4 separate regions of the Homo sapiens genome follow, and all the other regions are linked to region 4. The links are chromatin contacts, found by Hi-C in ENCODE. All regions are on one chromosome and are shown on one strand. The core of a region is the stretch at or near the end of the contact, and the rest is flanking DNA. Distances in the headings are between cores, read along the strand shown.

Evidence for each region. Hi-C counts contacts between places; a loop is a spot of excess contacts on that map. Pooled maps may share reads with other maps.
Region 1: a pooled map shows a loop between it and region 4 (18-fold over the local background). The contact joins the promoter of AP4B1 here to the promoter of TTF2 in region 4. A Hi-C loop is called at or near these places in 5 of 50 pooled maps.
Region 2: a pooled map shows a loop between it and region 4 (11-fold over the local background). The contact joins the promoter of HIPK1-AS1 here to the promoter of TTF2 in region 4. A Hi-C loop is called at or near these places in 7 of 50 pooled maps.
Region 3: a pooled map shows a loop between it and region 4 (14-fold over the local background). The contact joins the promoter of PPM1J-DT here to the promoter of TTF2 in region 4. A Hi-C loop is called at or near these places in 5 of 50 pooled maps.

What each region holds. Positions count from the first base shown.
Region 1 is chr1:113,902,252-113,906,769 of GRCh38, reverse strand. It overlaps AP4B1 (adaptor related protein complex 4 subunit beta 1), which reads left to right and starts at 1,971. Exons shown (of 10, transcript NM_001253852.3): 1 at 1,971-2,165; 2 at 3,908-4,132. The coding sequence starts at 2,053. It overlaps DCLRE1B (DNA cross-link repair 1B), which reads right to left and starts at 1,444. Exons shown (of 4, transcript NM_022836.4): 1 at 995-1,444. The coding sequence starts at 1,183. RefSeq lists enhancers at 1,556-1,605, 1,636-2,195, 2,276-2,335.
Region 2 is chr1:113,928,271-113,932,877 of GRCh38, reverse strand. It overlaps HIPK1-AS1 (HIPK1 antisense RNA 1), which reads left to right and starts at 3,353. Exons shown (of 3, transcript NR_110726.1): 1 at 3,353-3,516; 2 at 4,490-4,607. It overlaps HIPK1 (homeodomain interacting protein kinase 1), which reads right to left and starts at 3,554. Exons shown (of 16, transcript NM_198268.3): 1 at 3,346-3,554. RefSeq lists silencers at 2,824-3,133, 3,154-3,203 and an enhancer at 3,324-3,643.
Region 3 is chr1:112,713,011-112,717,731 of GRCh38, reverse strand. It overlaps PPM1J-DT (PPM1J divergent transcript), which reads right to left and starts at 2,121. Exons shown (of 2, transcript XR_947714.4): 1 at 1,969-2,121; 2 at 1-1,281. PPM1J (protein phosphatase, Mg2+/Mn2+ dependent 1J) reads left to right here and starts at 2,400. Exons shown (of 10, transcript NM_005167.7): 1 at 2,400-2,756; 2 at 4,121-4,235; 3 at 4,701-4,721. The coding sequence starts at 2,431. RefSeq lists enhancers at 2,051-2,345, 3,310-3,369 and a silencer at 2,060-2,849.
Region 4 is chr1:117,058,964-117,063,568 of GRCh38, reverse strand. TTF2 (transcription termination factor 2) reads right to left here and starts at 3,243. Exons shown (of 23, transcript NM_003594.4): 1 at 3,195-3,243; 2 at 3,012-3,114; 3 at 1,096-1,182. The coding sequence starts at 3,222. It overlaps CD101-AS1 (CD101 antisense RNA 1), which reads left to right and starts at 4,079. Exons shown (of 4, transcript NR_110786.1): 1 at 4,079-4,196. RefSeq lists an enhancer at 3,543-3,702 and a silencer at 4,123-4,172.

The DNA of each region.
Region 1 (4,518 bases), core at 722-3,221, 3.2 Mb after region 4:
TGTAATCCCAGCACTTTGGGAGGCTGAGGCGGGTGGATCACGAGGTCAGGAGATCGAGACCATCCTGGCTAACACGGTGAAACCCCGTCTCTACTAAAAAATACAAAAAAAATTAGCCAGGCGTGGTGGCGGGCGCCTGTAGTCCCAGCTACTCGGGAGGCTGAGGCAGGAGAATGGCGTGAACCCGGGAGGCGGAGCTTGCAGTGAGCCGAGTTTGCGCCACTGCACTCCAGCCTGGGCGACAGAGCGAGACTCCATCTCAAAAAAAAAAAAAGAGTTCAGCAAACAGTCTAGTCAGCAATTCCCAAACTTACTCCTGATCTTAATCTCTTGGAGACTTAAGGGTGGGGTGGGGAGAGAGCTGGAGAACCACCCAGCACATTAGGTGGATTCTTAAGATGAGGCAAGTTTAGGCGGGGCGTGGTGGCTCACGCTTGTAATCCCAGCACTTGGGGAGGCTGAGGCGGGCGGATCACTTAAGGTCAGGAGTTAGAGAACAGCCTGGCCAACATGGTGAAACCCCGTCTCCACAAAAAATACAAAAAATTAGCTGGGCGTGGTGGCGTGCGCCTGTAATCTCAGCTACTCAGGAGGCCGAGACAGGAGAATCGCTTGAACCCGGGAGGCGGAGGCTGCAGTGAGCCGAGATTGCGCCACTGCACTCCAGCCTGGGCAACAGAGCGAGACTCCGTCTCAAAAAAAAAAAAAAAAAAAAAAAAAAAAGGCAAGTTTGGGAAACATCGGCCTAGCTTACTTATAAAGGTAGGAATAGTTTCCTTGGCTGGATTAAAATATCTCCTCAACTTATGGCTAACTATCTCAAGTTGGTCACTTCGAAAACACGTTCCTATTCTGGGTTAAAGATGCATTTTTGGGTTCAAACAACTTCCAAATCAGTTTTCGTGGCCCCCATTCTATGACTCCAAGAATGACAGGTTGAAGTCCCAACCCAGATGCCTGGACCAGCTCTCGGAGACCGACTCCAGCCCCATACCTGTAGGTGACGATGCAAGAGGTGGGCTGTAATTGGGGAGCAGTAGAGGGGCCGGGCCCAGGTGCTAGACAGGCCCACGGTGTGGTCCGAGTGCATGTGAGACAAGAAGAAGAGACGTGCGGTGCCAGCCCGGCGCAGGCTCCAGAAGTCCACTGCGATGGGCGTATGGGGGATCAGGACCCCATTCATGGTGGTAGGGTTGGAGTCACCAGTGGGATCTTCTCCACGGGGGCAGGGCTCCTGCGTGAGGCTTCCACAACGGCGTCCCGATAAAAGTCATGCTGGGGCAAGAACAGGGCCAGAGACCCTAAGGGAAAGAGCCCAGCAGAGCAATAAGTTACCAGAGTGGGCAGAAAAAGGAAGTCACCCTGCCCGCTGGAGCCCAAATCGCGGAGGGCGCTGGACACTCCCAACCGCGCGGGAGCGGAGGCCGAGCCGGGCACTCAAAGCGCGCGCTGCAGGGAGGAGACAGGCCAAAGTAGCCGATTTCCGATTGCCCGCCGCAGCTCCACCAGAGGGAGCCGCGCAGCTGCGCCTGGAGAGTGAGAGGTTGGGGGAAGGGCATCCTAAGGTCGGAGTCGGGACTACGCTTAGCGCTCGCTCGCGGGGAGACCGGCAGCGGTCTTCTGTTTGGTCTCTTGACAAGGGGGCGGGACTTCCGCAGAAAGCAAGATTGGGCCTATCCGCGATGAGAACGGCGTGGAGGGGGAATTAAGGCTGGAACTGGAGAGGGAGGGGTCTGCGGTCAGTCGGACGCGGCGCTGGAAATCCGGCGGAGGACCTAGAAGTAGCGGGAGCGATCTGTGGGCGGGGCGAACGGCCTGCCGGCCGACGGTAGGGCCTGAAGAGCCTAGGGTGGGGCTCGCGGTGTCGCGGAGGGCGTGGAAGTGTGTCAGGGCCAGCGTGCCGGCCCTACGGAAGCCGAGCCTGAGGCGAGATCTCGCCTTTTGTATTTTCACTGACTCATATTTCCTTTACTCAGGCTCCCACATCAGGACGAGAAGGAGCCCTCGAGTTACCGTGGGAGCTGTGGGAGCTGCCCTGTGACTCTTAGGAAGATGCCGTACCTTGGCTCCGAGGACGTGGTGAAGGAGCTGAAGAAGGCTCTGTGCAATCCTCACATTCAAGCTGATAGGCTGCGCTACCGGAATGTCATCCAGCGAGTGATTAGGTATCACCTACCTCCCTTCGCGTGCTAACTGCTCCCTTTGCAATCCCCATCAGGGCTCACTAGCCCCAGTCTCTCTGAAAGGGTGAATTAGCTTTCACACGTGGCAGTTATATGGTTCGGTCTTCGTCCTGCTGCTTTGGAGTACCATGTCAGTCTCCCCTCTGCAGCATCTTTTACTCAGCTGGGTAGTTTCCTCCATATCACGGGCTTGAGCAATTACTGGTGACTCTTGGATCTATAATATAGCTAGTACAGACTTCCTTTTTTAGCTTCAGACCCACGTATCCCACTGCCTGCTTGGCATTTCCACGTGCGTGGTTTATCAAAAGTATGTCCGAAATAGCCCGGACATTCTTCCGTCTTCCTCAAACCTGTTCAGCTTACATTTGTGTTGATGAATGCCACCAGCAGCCGACTATGCGTGGGAGCCAACCTTGAGGACACCTGATCTCTCACTTCTTATGTCAGATGGTTTGAATTCATAATTCTAAATATCCATCCTCTCTTGTTTATTAGCATTGTTGTTCTGGTCCAGGCCTTCATCAATAAAGCAATTGCAGCAGCTTACTAGTAGGCCACTTTGCCTCATTTGAGACAGAATTTTTCCATTATACATACCTGAACACATAACTCTTGCCTACAGCTATGGTTCACAAACTTTACTATGCATAAAAATCCCTTGGGGTGCTTTTTGTCATCCAGTCCAGGGACTGATTCTGATTTCAGTAGGGTGGGAGGGAACCCAGGAATCTGTATTTTTAATAAACATTTCAGTTGGTTCCAGTAGGAGACCAGTCTGAGAAACAATAAAGTCCAAACTTATCACAGCACCCAAGGAACAAGCTGTTAATTCAACTACCTACAGACTCTTAAAAAAATGTGTGCTGCTCCTGCTCATGTCTACTTACCTCATAGCATGTATCTTTACCTTGCTATTACATCTGCCTAGTGAGCTCCTGCTCATTCAGCTAAAGTATTACTTCCTCTGTGAAGAAACATTTTCTGACTTCCTGCCAGTGTCAGACCTCTGAATCCCCTCTACACCTTGTACAATACTTCTGTTTAAGTACTTATCTATCATACTGTAATTAACGGTATTCTCATCTGGCTCATTAATAGATTTGAAGTTCCTAGAGGTTTGAGACCACACCTTCTTCAAGATTATGTCCCAAGAGCATGTCCCTGGATGTAAAAGTTGAATTTCACCAAAGTACTAGGGATTCAATAAGTGTTTGTTGAGGCTGGGTGCGGTGGCTCACGCTGGTAATCCCAGCACTTTGGGAGGCCAAGGCGGGTGGATCACCTGCAGTCAGGAGTTCGAGACCAGCCTGGCCAACATGGAGAAACCCCGTCTCTACTAAAAATACAAAAATTAGCTGGGCGTGGTGGCACGCACCTGTAGTCCCAGCTACTCGGGAGGCTGAGGCAGGAGAATCGCTTGAACCTGGGAAGCGGAGCTTATAATGAGCCGAGATTGTGCCACTGCACTCTAGCCTGGGTAACAGAGCAAGACTCTGTCTCAAAAATAATAATAAGTGTTTGTTGAATGAATAGAAGAATAATGTTTATTGTAGGCCTATGGTATGAAGTACTGTGTGATATAATAGACAAGGTAATCCTGGCTGCTACCCTCTAAGAGATCACAATCTAGTTGGGTAATCAGGAGATATGTAAGTAAAACTCCCTCCATTGTAAGTTGGGGATTTTGCATTTTACTTCCTTCTGTCATGTGCGTTGTTCAGGTACATGACTCAAGGCTTGGACATGTCTGGTGTTTTTATGGAAATGGTGAAGGCCAGTGCCACTGTAGATATTGTCCAGAAGAAGTTGGTTTATCTGTACATGTGCACATATGCTCCCCTGAAACCAGATCTGGCTCTCCTGGCCATCAATACGCTGTGCAAAGACTGCTCAGACCCCAATCCAATGGTGCGAGGGCTGGCGTTACGGAGCATGTGTAGCCTCAGGTGAGTACCCTCTTCTCTGTCTGGTCCTAAATGGCTGATGAATTCAAGTGATCACAGGGTAGGTTTTTAAAGAGGATAATTTATTTGAGCTCCTTAATACTGGGGAAAACATTATTGTACCCTGAACTCAGATTTTCAGCCACTGCTTTGGCTTAATAACCTGTATCATATAATTTTATTAGAGGGAGTTTTTGATTCTCACTCTAAGTAAAATAGTCCTCAGTTTTGGTTAAATATCTCTAAACAATTATGTGTATATCTTTTTTTGCTGCCTGTGCATCATTATTCCAAATGAAAAGTCAAATTAGGCTGGGCACAGTGGCTCATGCCTGTAGACCCAGCACTTTGGGAGGCTTAGACAGGAAGATTGCTTGAGCCCAGGAATT
Region 2 (4,607 bases), core at 2,104-4,603, 3.1 Mb after region 4:
GCTCTTTCAGAAGAATGAGATGACTTTTGCTATGCTAGTATGCCAAAGGATGTGGAAAAATAAAAAACCGTGTAGAGTAAGGAGATATATTTAACTGGAGCAGAAGACACTAGCAAAAAAGTACTGGAACTCTTACAGATAAAAGGGACCTTAAAGATTCTAAAACCCCCTAATTCCGAGATGAGAAAAAGGCGATCCAGGCCAGGCATGGTGGCTCACGCCTGTAATCTCAGCACTTTGGGAGGCCGAGGCAGGTGGATCACTTGAGGTCAGGAGTCTGAGACCAGCCTGGCCAACATGGCAAAACCCTATCTCTACTAAAAATACAAATATTAGCCAGGCATGGTGGTGCGTGCCTGTAGTGCCTGTAGTCCTAGCTACTTAGGAGGCAGAGGTATGAGAATCACTTGAACCCACCACTGCACTCCAGCCTGAACCCACCACGGCACTCCGACCTGGGCGACAGGGCGAGATCTTGTCTCAAATAAAAAAAAAAAAAAAAAAAAACAGATCCAAAAAGGCCAAACGAGTTTTACCCAGCGCTAATGAGTAGCAATGCTGGCAAAGGTCTTCTCATTCTTTTTCCTTAAGCACTCTGGGAAAGCACTGTACCAGGTACCCTTAAAGAATCTAAAAGAAATGTAAGTTTCCTTACCTTCAAAAAACTTAAAATGTTGCTGAAATGATATAACACATGAAAAAGAAAGAAAAATATGAAAACAGGATGTAAATTTTTCAAGTGCCAAATTATGCACTACAGGAATATATTAGGCATTTAGGAGCTGGGTTCCAACAACTAAAGGGAAGATCAGGAACAAAAACAAAAGGAACCAAAAGACAAACCAGTGATTGTTGAAGTGGTACTTAAAGGAAAATAATCTTGATGACTTGTGTTCAGAATGGCACAAAGGGAGAGGAAGGGAAGATAACGGGAGGAATAATAGTAAATTTTTTTTAAAAAGACCTAAAAAATACAGACTGCTGTTATACACTCATGCAGGTGGCAGATCAAGCAGCTCATGTTTGCAAAATTACTTCAAATTACAAGACCAGTTACAATATATAACTAACAAGCTGCACAAGTTCCAAGTGTAAGAACTTTACAAGGCCGGTATGACTCACTGATTTGTACCAACAAATCATTGATGGAGCTGTGCTTATAAAAACAAAAGCACAGAATGAAAGAAGTTTATTTTCCAAAGAATTGTGAACTTTGAGATTATCTCTTCTTTTTTTTTCTTTTAGAAGGAAGTTCTGGTTTGGTTTGAAGTCTCAAGTTACCAACGAACTTGCTCAAAAAACCACAAAACTACAGTGTCGAGAGATAAACTATTCATGAAGGTATCACCAGCAAAAGTTCTACTTGCCAACCAGAGCCAGTATATTTATAAGATCTCATTCACCATTTTATTCTAAGATACTTTACTGGCTTGGCTGCCTCCAGTTCCAACCGCAAGTACTTTACTAAAATATCTTTCAAGCCAGGAACAGTATCTTAAAGTCAATGCCACCCTTCATCATAACAGTATTATAACACAGAACCCTGAGATAATTACATGTAAAGATCCAAAATCACCAGCTGAATAATGAAAATTAGGTCAAATGATTTGTTAGATTTTAAAATGTTTTATAGAAAGCTTTAGGCTTCCATATGAAAAAAGCTAGTAATAGTTTGCATTCTCTATAATCTTACAAAAAAAAAAAAAAAACCCACAGACCAGAGATCAAAAATAGCTTTACACAAACAAAAGGAAAATTGTAGGTTTGCTGAGGGCATCAGCCACTTAATTTAACCCTATTTCATCAAGAGCGGGAAGCCACACTGCTGTTTTCACCAGTTACTAAGAAACAAGATAAAGGACAGATTGGGACAGAGAGTCTATAGCTGAAAGTATTATGTTGATGCAATTACTGAGAATTCCCAAAGTGTCACTAATAGACAAGAAAGAGCATCTAGGACTGCCTCTAAATGAGTCTACCTACAACAGAATCAGTGATTAAGTAAAGAAAAGACTTACTGGAGCTTGGGGGTTTTCCCCCCCTCTTCCCTACCCGCATCCTCCCATCCTGAACCCCCCTCCCCAAGTAGGAAAGAAAGCTCGCCCAGCATAAACACAGGCCATTGCTCACAGCTCGTCACCACAACAAACTGGAGGTTAGACCAACGCTCCTGGAGACGGAACTCCACGTCTTGGTTGCTAAGCACAAAAAGGGGACTCTTCCCCACAGACCTGTGAACAGTGTGGGCCTTACCAGAATTTTGGTTGTTTCTCCACCTTCCCCCTCCCTTTTGTTTTTTTAACGAAAGCTTTGAAAGTGGTGGCAGCAAAAGTTTCCCTTTGGGCCAGACCTCTAGATCTCCCTTGTACAGATATACATTAGGTGGGCTGGTCTCACGTAGTCTCCACCGTCATTACGAATTACAAGCCTAACGACTACAGAACATCAGCGGAGACGACAGAAAAGCTTCCACACCCACCCCACTGTCGTCCTCTCCAGGCACGGCTTCCTGGTCCCAAACAGCACAAATAACCCAAAACCATGGTGATAAGCGGAGCTGTGAAGTACACACGCACAAGCCACACACTGGGAACCTGCCACGACAGCCGGGGAAAAAACCGGCCGAGTGAGGAGACGCAAGGCGGTCCCCTGTCACTTAAGGACAACACGCCCAGGCGAGAAGTGGCAGGAGGCAGGGGGAGTTGCCCCGAAAACCAGCCCGGAGCCTCCCCACCTTCCTGGGAAGGCAATCCCCTCAGCGGCAGTGAGCGGCCGGGCCGCAAGACGCGGCGCCCGGTCCCAGGCAGGGGCCCTTTGAGGAAGGCGCCCCCGGCAGGCTGGGCGCTCCAGGAGAGCCGGCGGCCGGCCCGGCCCCGCCTCAGGGAGCTGAGGGGAAGTCGCTCCCCGCCGAGGACCCCTCCTGCCCGTCCCCACTCACCGCCGGTGTGTCTGGTTCTCAGCCGCGAGCTGGGGCTGCCGTGAGGAGGCGGCGGAGGAGACGAGATCTGGGGCCCCGCAGCCGGGTCATCATACCCCCCGCGCGAGCCGGCCCGGGCCCCGGCCCCCGCCCCCCGGAGCCGTCCCCGCGCCCGTCCCGCAGGGGGAGCCTCCTCAGCCTCCCTCCCGCTCCACCACCCAGCCCCTTCCCGCCGCCGCCGCCGCCGCCTCAGCCCCGCGCGCTCCCGCCTCGGCCTCCTGCTGCCGTCCGGGGCTACCGCCGGGCCCCTTGCTCCGCAGCCGCCGTTGTCGCCAGACCCGACGAACGGAATGCCGAGCGGCCGTCCCTCAACCCGGCCGGCCCCGCCTCGCCGGAACTATTCACCCGCCCCGCGCCATGACACCTACTGAGGCGGAAGTGCAGCTGAATGGACTCTCTAGGACGATCGCATAGTACTGATTGCAGTAGGAGTCGGTGGGCCTCGAGTAGGTGGGCCTCCGTAGGGAGCCAGCGTGGATCGAGTGCGGGGCCTGGACTTCCCGCCCCCTCCGCACTGCAGACTCTGCGGTGATTTAAAGGTGCCTGGCGGTGGTACGGGATCCAACTGTAAAATGTCATCCCAGCTAGTGTGACATCACCACAGTTTAGTGTGACACCCCCAGAGCTTGGGCAGTGTACGGGACGACAGTGCCTAGCAGAGGAGCTTCACTGCCGGTGAGGGATTACCTCAGGTTAGGCTTTAATGTTTCGTTGCCGTCTAGAGACGTTCTAGCAATGTGACATCTGTGTACCATATCTGGAAGTCTCCCTGTACGTCAAGAGCCCCTTAGGGGAGTCTCCCATTGCCGCCGTGGGAACCTGTGTTTACATTACGAGGAGAGAGAATAGCTGTACTCTGAACTCAAACGCTCAAAACATGCAGTGAGCGAATGCTAGCATAATTTTCTTGCCTCTACCAGAAGGAAGGCTGGGTATTTAGGAAACAGAACGCGTTGGGCACAACATTCTGAGAAAATGGACACAGAAAATTAGGTTATCCTAATAGAAAAGCAGTTGCATCTCCCAAAGTCAAGAGATTCTGTAGGACTTCCGATGTATCTCCTGCTGTGTAAAATATTCAGGTTCCTGAAGTGGGGGACATTTTTAGGGCAACTGTAATTTCTTCATTTTTTCCATCCCACAAGTGCTGGAGGCAGCAGTGATCTGAGCTCTAGAAAGTGACTGTCCGTCACCATCGGTATTTGCATATACTCTGTGAGGAGAAGGGCAGTTGTGGCTAAGACAAAATTCTACTATCAAGTTTTGTTTCTCAAATCTCACTCATTAACATCTTTGATTTCCTTGGATCCCCATAACACACACAGAAAACTATGATTTGTGTAAAATGCGCTGAAGTACCTTTTAAGGGAAGTCATTTGGCTTTCTCTCTGGCTTAACAACACGGGGAGCAGTTCCATTTTATCTGGAACAGGGAAGTTTATTTCCCTAGAGAACTAGGGTTACCAAAAATGTTCGATCCCACAAGGCAGTTTTGTTTGCATATTTTCACAGAAACTTCCTTCTACTACTTAAAGTCCTCACATTGGGCTGACCTGGGAAACATGAAGATAAAAAGAGTGGGTAAACATGCCTGCTTGATGAGCCAGAAAAAAAGGCAGAAACCTGTGGT
Region 3 (4,721 bases), core at 872-3,371, 4.3 Mb after region 4:
TTTCCTCTTAGTTTAAGAGGCCTTTGGGTTTAGGGTGATGTGAAGGGGAGAGACAAGGCAGAAGATGACCAGTTCTGGGCCCTGAGCCACCACTGTGGCCTGAGATAAAGGGGCCTGTCTTGAGGCTGTCCAGTCCCCCTCCTTGGTTCAAGCTTCACACTCCCCCAGCAGGGCCAGCCACTAAGCAGAGTCTCACTCTTCACAGAGAAAAACATCCCACAAGTCTGCTTCTTCATACCCCATCCCCTTTTCTCTCTCACTTTCCGCTGCCTCAGGGATGAGTAGAGGTGATGACCTCACCAGGTTCTGGGGCAGTCTGAGGATGGAGGAGGCATAATGGTGCCAGGAATAGGAGGTGAGAGGTTCAGGGAGGAGGAGCCTTAGGATTAGGCCATGGCTGGGGGCTGTTCTGGAGCCCCAGGGAGCTGTTATTCTCCCTGCTGATCATCTGGTGCTGGGGCTGGGGGGGTCTCTTGGCTTAGCTTTGCGGACAGCTTGCAGCCACACCATGGTGGGTGCTAGAAAGGGCAGGGAATAGGGAGCTGGGTGACACGAAGAAGTGGTAAGTAAACTGTCCCAGAAACACTGAATAATAAAAACAACCAGGAGTTATATTTGTTTCTTCAGTTGCTGGCTTGCTGCTGCTGTTATTTATCTGAGAGTTGGTTCCAGTTTTTCTCAAATAGCAGGGGAAAACCTATAGAAGCAGCCTGTTCTTTGTCCCCGTCTTCTTTTGCTGCTCTATTTGCCTTGGGGTCTGTTTTTTTTCTCTCCTGTGACTTCTTTTCCTCTGTCTCTCTCTGCCTAAAGCTCAGGTGTAACAAAGCAGGCATAGTAAGTCTACCAACCTGAAGGACCACTGTGGGATCTTTATTTGGAAGCTGCCAAGAAAGTCATCCCTTCTGGGGACACAGTTTAGCCTGGGGAACAAAGTGGTATGTGGTCAGGAAGCACCTGGCCGACAGAGCCCAGAAAAGTTCCAGCCGTGAACTGGGTGCCGTAGTCCCTGATGGCTACTTCCAACTTGCTTGAGGGCCACAACGGCGTTGTCCCCATTTGAGATGTGTGGATGGGTGGTGTCTGTGGATACCTAGCGATCAACTTTCTGATAGGAGGTTTAGAGACAGAGCTCTTGTGGCATCAGGTCAGTACCACCCTCTCCCAGAGGGGAGAAGTTAGGAAGAACGGGCAGCCAACCAGGCATTGGGCTCTGTCCTGGTCTTCCAGTGAGTGTGCTTTTACTCTTCTTAGGCAAGGGCTTAGCCTGGCCTCTGTCTCCCCCTGGCGGTAGACACAGAACTTGCTCAGCATTCCCGGACTGCTCTCAGCCCTGGCCCTAAGAGAAGGATGGGAGGGGAGGAACCCCCACTCCTCTCTCTGCCATTGATCTCCTTTCTAGCCCTTCCTCCCTGATCCGGAGAAGTAAGCTTGGTTCTTAAGACAGAGCAGGTTTGAATGTCAGGAGGCCGACATAGGTGTGAATCTTTCACTTGACCGTGTGACCTCCTGGGGCAAGTCACGGTAAAATGACAGGAAGCGTCCCGTCCTGCCTCATCCGTGAAACTGACAGAAAAAAAACCATCTTGAAGGATTGGTGTGCAGTATAAATAACCTAATACTGTATGGAACGTGCTTTGTAAAGGGTCTAGTATGCAGTACTTCTTCAATAAATAGTATTTGTTATGTTGTTATTATCCTATTAATAGCTTGTCCTGCTGTGGTCAGGGAAGGTCTGCATTGTGGGAAAGACCTGGGTTCTGAGAGAGAAAGGAGGGTGGGAGTAGCAACCGCTCTCCCAGATCTAGAGGTGGTCTTCACGGGGAACAGCGCATCAGGAGCCCAGGAATCTACCCCGGCTCCTGATTCCGGGGTGGTCGGCTGCAGCCTGCGTCATTAATCCCGCAACCCCACCCGGTACCAGCTTGCCCGCTCTCGCTCCAGCAGCCCCATCCAGAGGTGGTGTCACACCTGGCGCCTCATACCCAGCGGCTCCCAAGCGCCTGTTTTGCTCTGAGGTCATTAGCTCCATGGCTCTCTGGGCTGGCTGGCCACACCGAACCGAGAGCGAGGAGACCGCACCCCCTTGTCCCTCAGCCCCCGTCACAATGGAGACATTCTAGCTGTGTCTAATCTAGCGCACGGCTGAAATAAGGTTTCCTTCTCTCCGCCCCCTTCCCACAGCAACAGAACCTACCCCTAAGAAACGGAGGCGGGGCCAAGCCGGAATGGGGCGGGGCAGAGGCCGGGGACCCGTGGGCCGGTTCCTGGGGTGGCCCAGAGCAAGGGCAAGTTTCGCCCGGGACCCGCCCAGCTGGCCGGGAGCCAGTAGCAGGGAAGGGCCGGCTGGCGCGAGCACCGCCCACGCGGAGCCATGGGGGCGGGGCCTGGGCGGGGGCGGGGCCGCGGCCGAGGGCGGGGCAGGGAGGCAGCATGCTAAACCGGGTGCGCTCGGCCGTGGCGCACCTGGTGAGCTCCGGGGGCGCTCCGCCTCCGCGCCCCAAATCCCCGGACCTGCCCAACGCCGCCTCGGCGCCGCCCGCCGCCGCTCCAGAAGCGCCCAGGAGCCCTCCCGCGAAGGCTGGGAGCGGGAGCGCGACGCCCGCGAAGGCTGTTGAGGCTCGAGCGAGCTTCTCCAGACCGACCTTTCTGCAGCTGAGCCCCGGGGGGCTGCGACGCGCCGATGACCACGCGGGCCGGGCTGTGCAAAGCCCCCCGGACACGGGCCGCCGCCTGCCCTGGAGCACAGGCTACGCCGAGTGAGCGCCCCCTGGGGCACCCAAACCAGGATGGGGCTCCCACCCCTCTCCCCAGCTCCGCATCCCCGGCGCTAGGACGCGTTCCCCACGCCGCGTCCGGGCCAGGAGCTCCCTTTTCCGTGGACCTTTGCTATCCTCTGGTCTTCGGGCCGCACCCCCTCCCAACCCATTTTCCAGTGGGGGGCAGCCTGTGTCACCTTCTTCACGTCCTTCCCGCTCATTGACTGCCCTCGCCCACGCCGCCTCAGGACCCTGTTCTGCCCCAGAGCCCGGAGGGCGGAGAGCCCGGCGAAGGATGAGTTGGCCAGTTCCCCGTCGCGGCCCGGCAGCTTAAAGGCTAAGGGAAAAGGGGTTTCACGAAGGAGCGGGGTTCTTTTTAATAGGGGACATAGCGGTTGGGAAGACTCGCTCACCCGCTTCCCGGCTCCAGCGCCCCAGTTCCCTGTCCCTCTTACCGTAGTTCCCCTCCCCCTCCACACCCAGAAATAGCCCGCGACACCAGGAGGCCGCCAGCTTCCCCAGGAGCGGGGAGGGGGACGCCCGGGGTAGAGGAGGGTCCCATTTAGATGCCCTTCAGCCTGCCAACTCGTGCTGGCCTGGCAAAGAAGCGGACCCCCTGCCCGGAGCGGCCGGCTGGCCCCCGGGCTGTGTGTATTTTAAATGCATCTGCCGGGAACGCAGAGCACCGAGGGAGATGGGGGCGCTCAGTTCGCTGAGGAAGGTGGCTGGTGGCCCATGGACCCACCACCACCTCCCTTAGCCTCCTGTGTGGGAGGAGTTTATGGGTATGTGGCTCCTGCCCAGTCCAGGTGGGCTTTCACTTCTACTCTATTTCAGTTCCTCTTTCCCGATCTGGGCTGGAGAGCTTCCTCATTGTTAAGGCAGCAGAAACTTTCGCTGGATGGTTTTAGGATAAGGGTGGGTGTGCCCATGAGGATGAGGTGCTGGGGACAAGGCACTGGGAGAGTTGATAGTGGTTGAGGGTGGGATGTAGGGTCTAGCTAGCAGGGAAGTAAAACTTCTGCTACCAACTAGCCCCTCCCCCAGAAGCACCACTAGGAATGCCTTTTTCTTTTTTCTTTTTTTTTTGCCAGGGATGGGGGAAGTGAGGCAGGCAGGGGACATAGCGGTTGGCCAGAAGCTCCTGCTGGCCTTTCTGTGAAGTGGTAGGGCTGGCCACCCAAACAGTACTCCTTACACCTTGCCAGCCCTCCCTTCTCCTCCTCCCTCTGGCCTGGATCCCAGGTGGCTGTGACCTTTCTCAGCTTGGCCAGCGGGCGCAGGAGACGGTGTGTGTCTAAGGTGGGGGTTATTCCAGGACCTGGTCTGGTGTCCAACCTGATGTGGTCATTCTGGCCTGGCAGGGTCATCAATGCTGGCAAGAGTCGGCACAATGAGGACCAGGCTTGCTGTGAAGTGGTGTATGTGGAAGGTCGGAGGAGTGTTACAGGAGTACCTAGGGAGCCTAGCCGAGGCCAGGTAAGACCCATCCCCTTTCCCAGAGACACAGTGACACCTCTCCCCAGGGACTCAGGCCTCTGGTTTTAAATCTGAGCCATGCGGAAGACCTGATGAACTCACTGGCTATCTACCTTCTGGCACAGAACCTTTACCTGGTATTCATCAGTTAGATTCTACCATGTAAGCATGAATGTTACTTTCCCACCTAAAATGTAGAGGCTCACATATTTATGGATGATTTAATTGCCAGTGCTGAGTTTTGGATCTGTTATCCTCTGAGTTTGGGTTTTTGAGCCTTTCCTTTCTCTTGACACATACGAAGCCTTATGTGAATAAACCTAATTTGCCTTCAGTAGCAAACACTGACCTCTCAGATGTTTGTATGGATGCCCAGAGTCTTGTTATTCACCTTGCATAACACACACACACACACACACACACACACACACAAACAAAACTCACCTCCAACTTTTCCTCCACCAGGGACTCTGCTTCTACTACTGG
Region 4 (4,605 bases), core at 1,994-4,493:
GAATTACTGATACATATTATATACATTTCACATACTGTTAAGTAAAAGAAGTCAGACACAGAAGAGTACATGCAGTAGGATTTCATTTATATAACGTTCAAGAACAATCAAAACACATCTAAAGAGATAAAAATCAGAACAGTGATTGCTGACAGGGGTGGAGATGGGAGGGGTGAAATTAACTTGAAGGGGACTGATGGCACTTATTGGGGTAATATTTTGACTCGGATCTTGGTTTTATGAGCAGGTACATGCATTCTCAAAACTCAACTGGTTGAAATCTTAAGACTTGTGTATCTTACTATACATATAACTAAATTAAGAAAAATAGAAGTATGAACAGTACTCAGGTATATAAAAATTGTAGGTGGTACTCAAATGCCTTTAATTGGGTGGGGGGATCTAGAATATATAAATTATGAAGTGCATAGAATATCACACAAAGACCATCTATCACATCCTGACCCCTACCTTCCTGGCCAGCCTTATCGCCTAAAGTCTCTGTTTAAAGATATGTTAAACTATTAACAAATCAAATTTTCCCTGAAAATGCCATGTTAATTCATGCCTTAGTACTCTAATGCAATATATTAGTCCATTAAATATGACCTCTCTCTAACACTTAGGGAATTCCTACTTTATCTTTGAATACTCGTGACAAATATCTCCCAGCTCTATAGACTTCTCTGCCCTTCCCAAATTCCCATATAAAGGAAAAGAAACTAACATTTATTGAGGACTAAATATGTTTAGCCATTTTTACTCACTACCTTGTTCTATTACCAGAATTAGAAGATTGACAAGTTAAGGGCAAGTTAGTGGCCAATGGTCAGCTGTCATTATAGGCTACCTGACAGTTGGAGAGGGATGATTGTGGAGCCATTTACGTGAAAATTACTAGAAATCAGACTTCTCAGATTAACTAGCTGCTTGGTATTTAGGTAGTGACAGCCAAAAGACACTTAATACATATACAAATTTTGTTTTTTAAAATGACTTTTAAAGAACAATCCTAATACATACCTGGCTACAACTCTTTCAGGGAGAAAAAAAAAAAAAAGCAAATACACTTAGATGTTCCTTTTGGACCCTTACCTGTATTCTTTCTTGTCCTGTGGCAGAAGCAAACCCTGAAGCTCTACCACAAAGTCCTCATGCAATAAGCAATGGGAAACAGGAATGCTAGAGAAAAGAAAAAAGTTGAAAACATTTTTAGGTCAGGAACAGAGATCAATATCCTAAAGTCAAATCAAAACTATGGGTTTTTACACCAAGAATCTATGTATAACCTCTACTGGGTTTGTAATTCCCACACATTATCACAGCTATGGGCATTCCTTTGGGGAAGAAGTCCCTAGCTTTCATCTTTACCCACTTTCTCAAATAAAGCATAACTGTTTCTTGATGACTCAAAAGTTTAAAACCACACTGCACTGTGTAATCTCTACACTGGGATCCCCCTACGAATGACATAATTAGGGCTGGCTGTGAGGCCCTGTATGAATTTTCCCCAGGCTCTTCCCTTCATCCTTTCCCTCTAACAAGCTGAGAGCTGTCACTTAGTGTTATTCACACGCCTACCTCTAACAATACGCCCTATATGCTTCTTGTTTTGTGTAAGTTTTTAATCACTCCCTTCCAACTTATTATGAAAAAATTTAAATATATATAACATTTGAGAGTAAACAGGTTTGAGTGAAGGTTTAAAGTACTCTCCTAAACCTGTGGCACTTTTTTTGGCCTGTATATTGGTTATCAGATATAGTCCAAATAAATCAAGTTTATCAAATAATTGTCTTCAAATACCACTGTGCTAGTTTGTATAGCAAAGCATTTGTGTAGATGGGATCCTAAATAAGAGTGTTTCTCTTAATGTAAAACCAAATCTTATGCCACCATTAATGTTGAATTCCTGCAAAGGTAAAAATGCTTCTATCTCACAAAACTTGACCTGGGTACTATATCTGAGAGGCTCAGTGTAAATCATCTAACTCATGAAACAGAAACATGGGAAGTTAGTATACATGTTGAAAGGGCACTTTTCTAATACTGATATCCATTATGTACTCTACATCTGACACGGAGAAAAATAACTTTTCTCTACCAAGTTTTGCTGAATAGAGAGCAGGAGATGTTTAATGATGTGATGATAGTTTTAAAATTCACATAGAAAATGTAGACACTTGGTACTGTGAAAACATTAACACTTGACAAACTATTAACTTTCCTCACTTTAGAGAAGATGCTTAACATTTCTGACTCTCTCCTCCCACCTCAGCCTCACGAGTAGCTGGGACTACAGGCGTGTGATACCATGCCTAGACAATTTTTTTTAATTTTTCGTAGAGACGGGATTTCACCATGTTGCCCAGGCTGGTTTCGAACCCCTGGGCTCAAGCGATTCGCTCGCCTTCGCCTCCCAAAGTGCTGGGATTACAGGCGTCACACACCGCGCCAGGCCCTCCGTTGTTTCTTCCAGCGCTAATTTCTTTGAATTATCAATTTCACCATTTAGATGCAGAGAATCCTACTTAAAAATAAGAAGGCTAACAACTAATCACTAGAGTGTTTTAAGCTCAAACATTTAAAAAAAACCGTCGGGCCTAAAACTAGTGCAAAACAGGGACAAATTATTTTCCACTATGTCTGCTGTGTGTCCTTACTCCTTTAAAGGGGGAGGGACTGTCTGGGCAGGAGAAGGGAGTGGTTAAGGCCTGTCAAGTGAATAGAAACCCAGAGCTGGAAAACACCGGATCCTCAATTTTACAGGTAGGGGAACCATCGGCCCAGAGAGGGGGGTAACCAGCCTCGGGTCACACAGCCAGAATTAGCTGGGCGTCTTCCGAACACGCCACGCTGCCCTGGGATCACCAATTGCTTAAAGGGTCCTGACACCGCAAACTAGGGCCCCACCACTCCTCGGCCCTGTGACGCCCGACAGCGGGGAGCGGGAAGCTCCTCTCGGGAGGCCCCGGGCAGCCACAGGGAGTGGGGCCCAGCTCCAGACCTACTCGGTGGCCCGCACGAAGCTGCACGTGTCTGCCCGGCACACGTAGAAGCTCTTTCCTTTATTCGGGCCATCGCGGACGCCGGTCTTAAGAAAGCAGAAAGTCCCTGAAGAGAGAAGAAAGTGAACAACGATTACGCCACGCTAAATCAACAGGCCCCGGGACGCTGAGACCCTAGCCCCTTACCGTGCTCTGGACACCTAACTTCTTCCATTTCGCTGGGTCCCCCAAGTTCCACAAAGCCCCGCCCCCAATTCTGCTTCCGCCTTTTACTCCGCCCTCTTTGTTCAGGAACCAACCATCACTCAGCTCTTGCAGTCTTAATCCCTCCCATAATTCTCCGCCCTTGGCCTTCACCCGTCCTAGCCGCTATCAGCCAATCATATAGGAACTTCGCTCACCTCCAACCAATCACAGCTGCCCTCAGGTATGGCGCGCGCCGAAATCAAATACGGAGCCAGGGGGCGTAAAGGACCCGGCTTTTGCAGGCTGGGGCGTGGCTGAGGCTGGGGAGAAGCTTAGAAGGTGGCGGGGCTTCTGGAGGAAAAGAAGCTTCGATTTGCAGGTCTTGGAAGACGGAAGGGCAACTCTTGTTTACGTTTAAAACCGAGAGGCGGCCCTAGGGGTAGCGCCAGTTAGCAGGCGCTGAAAGGCCCTGGCTTCGTGGGTGTCTCTGAGCCAGGCTGGCGCTCGTGCGCGCTGGGCTCCGCGCTCAGTCGCTGGGGTGGGAGGCCAGGGGAAGCCGCCGCTGCAGGCCGAGCCGCGAGATTTGCAGTGCAGGAGCCGAAGCGGCGGGCATGGTGGGAGGTCCTTGGAAGCTGCTGCGGGGAACTGAAACGGCTCTGATAGGCAGGCACAAAGACTTCTCTAGGACCCCCTACAATGCTTTACGTTTGCCTCGTGCTTTAGATTTCACAAAGTGCTTACACATAACACGACCCTCCTCACTCGACCTGGTGAGATGGGTAGCATTTTGTGGAAGATTCCGAGACTCAAGTTTGAGAGACTCACCCAAGGTCAGAGTTGGCGAGTGGGCGGTCCGTGGACAGGTGCGCAGGTCTCAGCGCCATTTGGCCCGCGCTGCTGCTTCCTGTGTGTACTGGATGTTCTCTAGGCTCGCCCAGCGTGGAAGCCCCGAGTTACCAGCCGCAACGTGGAAACCACAGAAGGGGAAATAGATGACTTTTGGTGAAGGCGAATTTTACTTTATCATTTTGTATTGTCAAACTTTTTTTTACTATTATGCTTTTGTAATTTTAAAAATCGAAGACGAGGTTAAATAGAAGAAAGGGGACAGTTCCCTTCTATTTAACTTCATCCTCGATTTTTAAAATTTGAAGTTGTAATCAAAACTATTAGTAAACAGAGAGGAATAGATATTAGATTTATTGCAATAGAAATAGTTTCATATTGCAGCTATTGAGGACCATATGTCCCAGACATATGGTGTGGCACCTGCACTGTTCTTATGGGGGCCGTAGAACAGAAAATCTGTAATGTCTAGGAAATCTGGGCGATGTGATAAATGTACATGTTATGGGGATCCGGAGGAAGGGAGACAAACCTGAGGTATCATTTATTAATTAAACAGTACTTA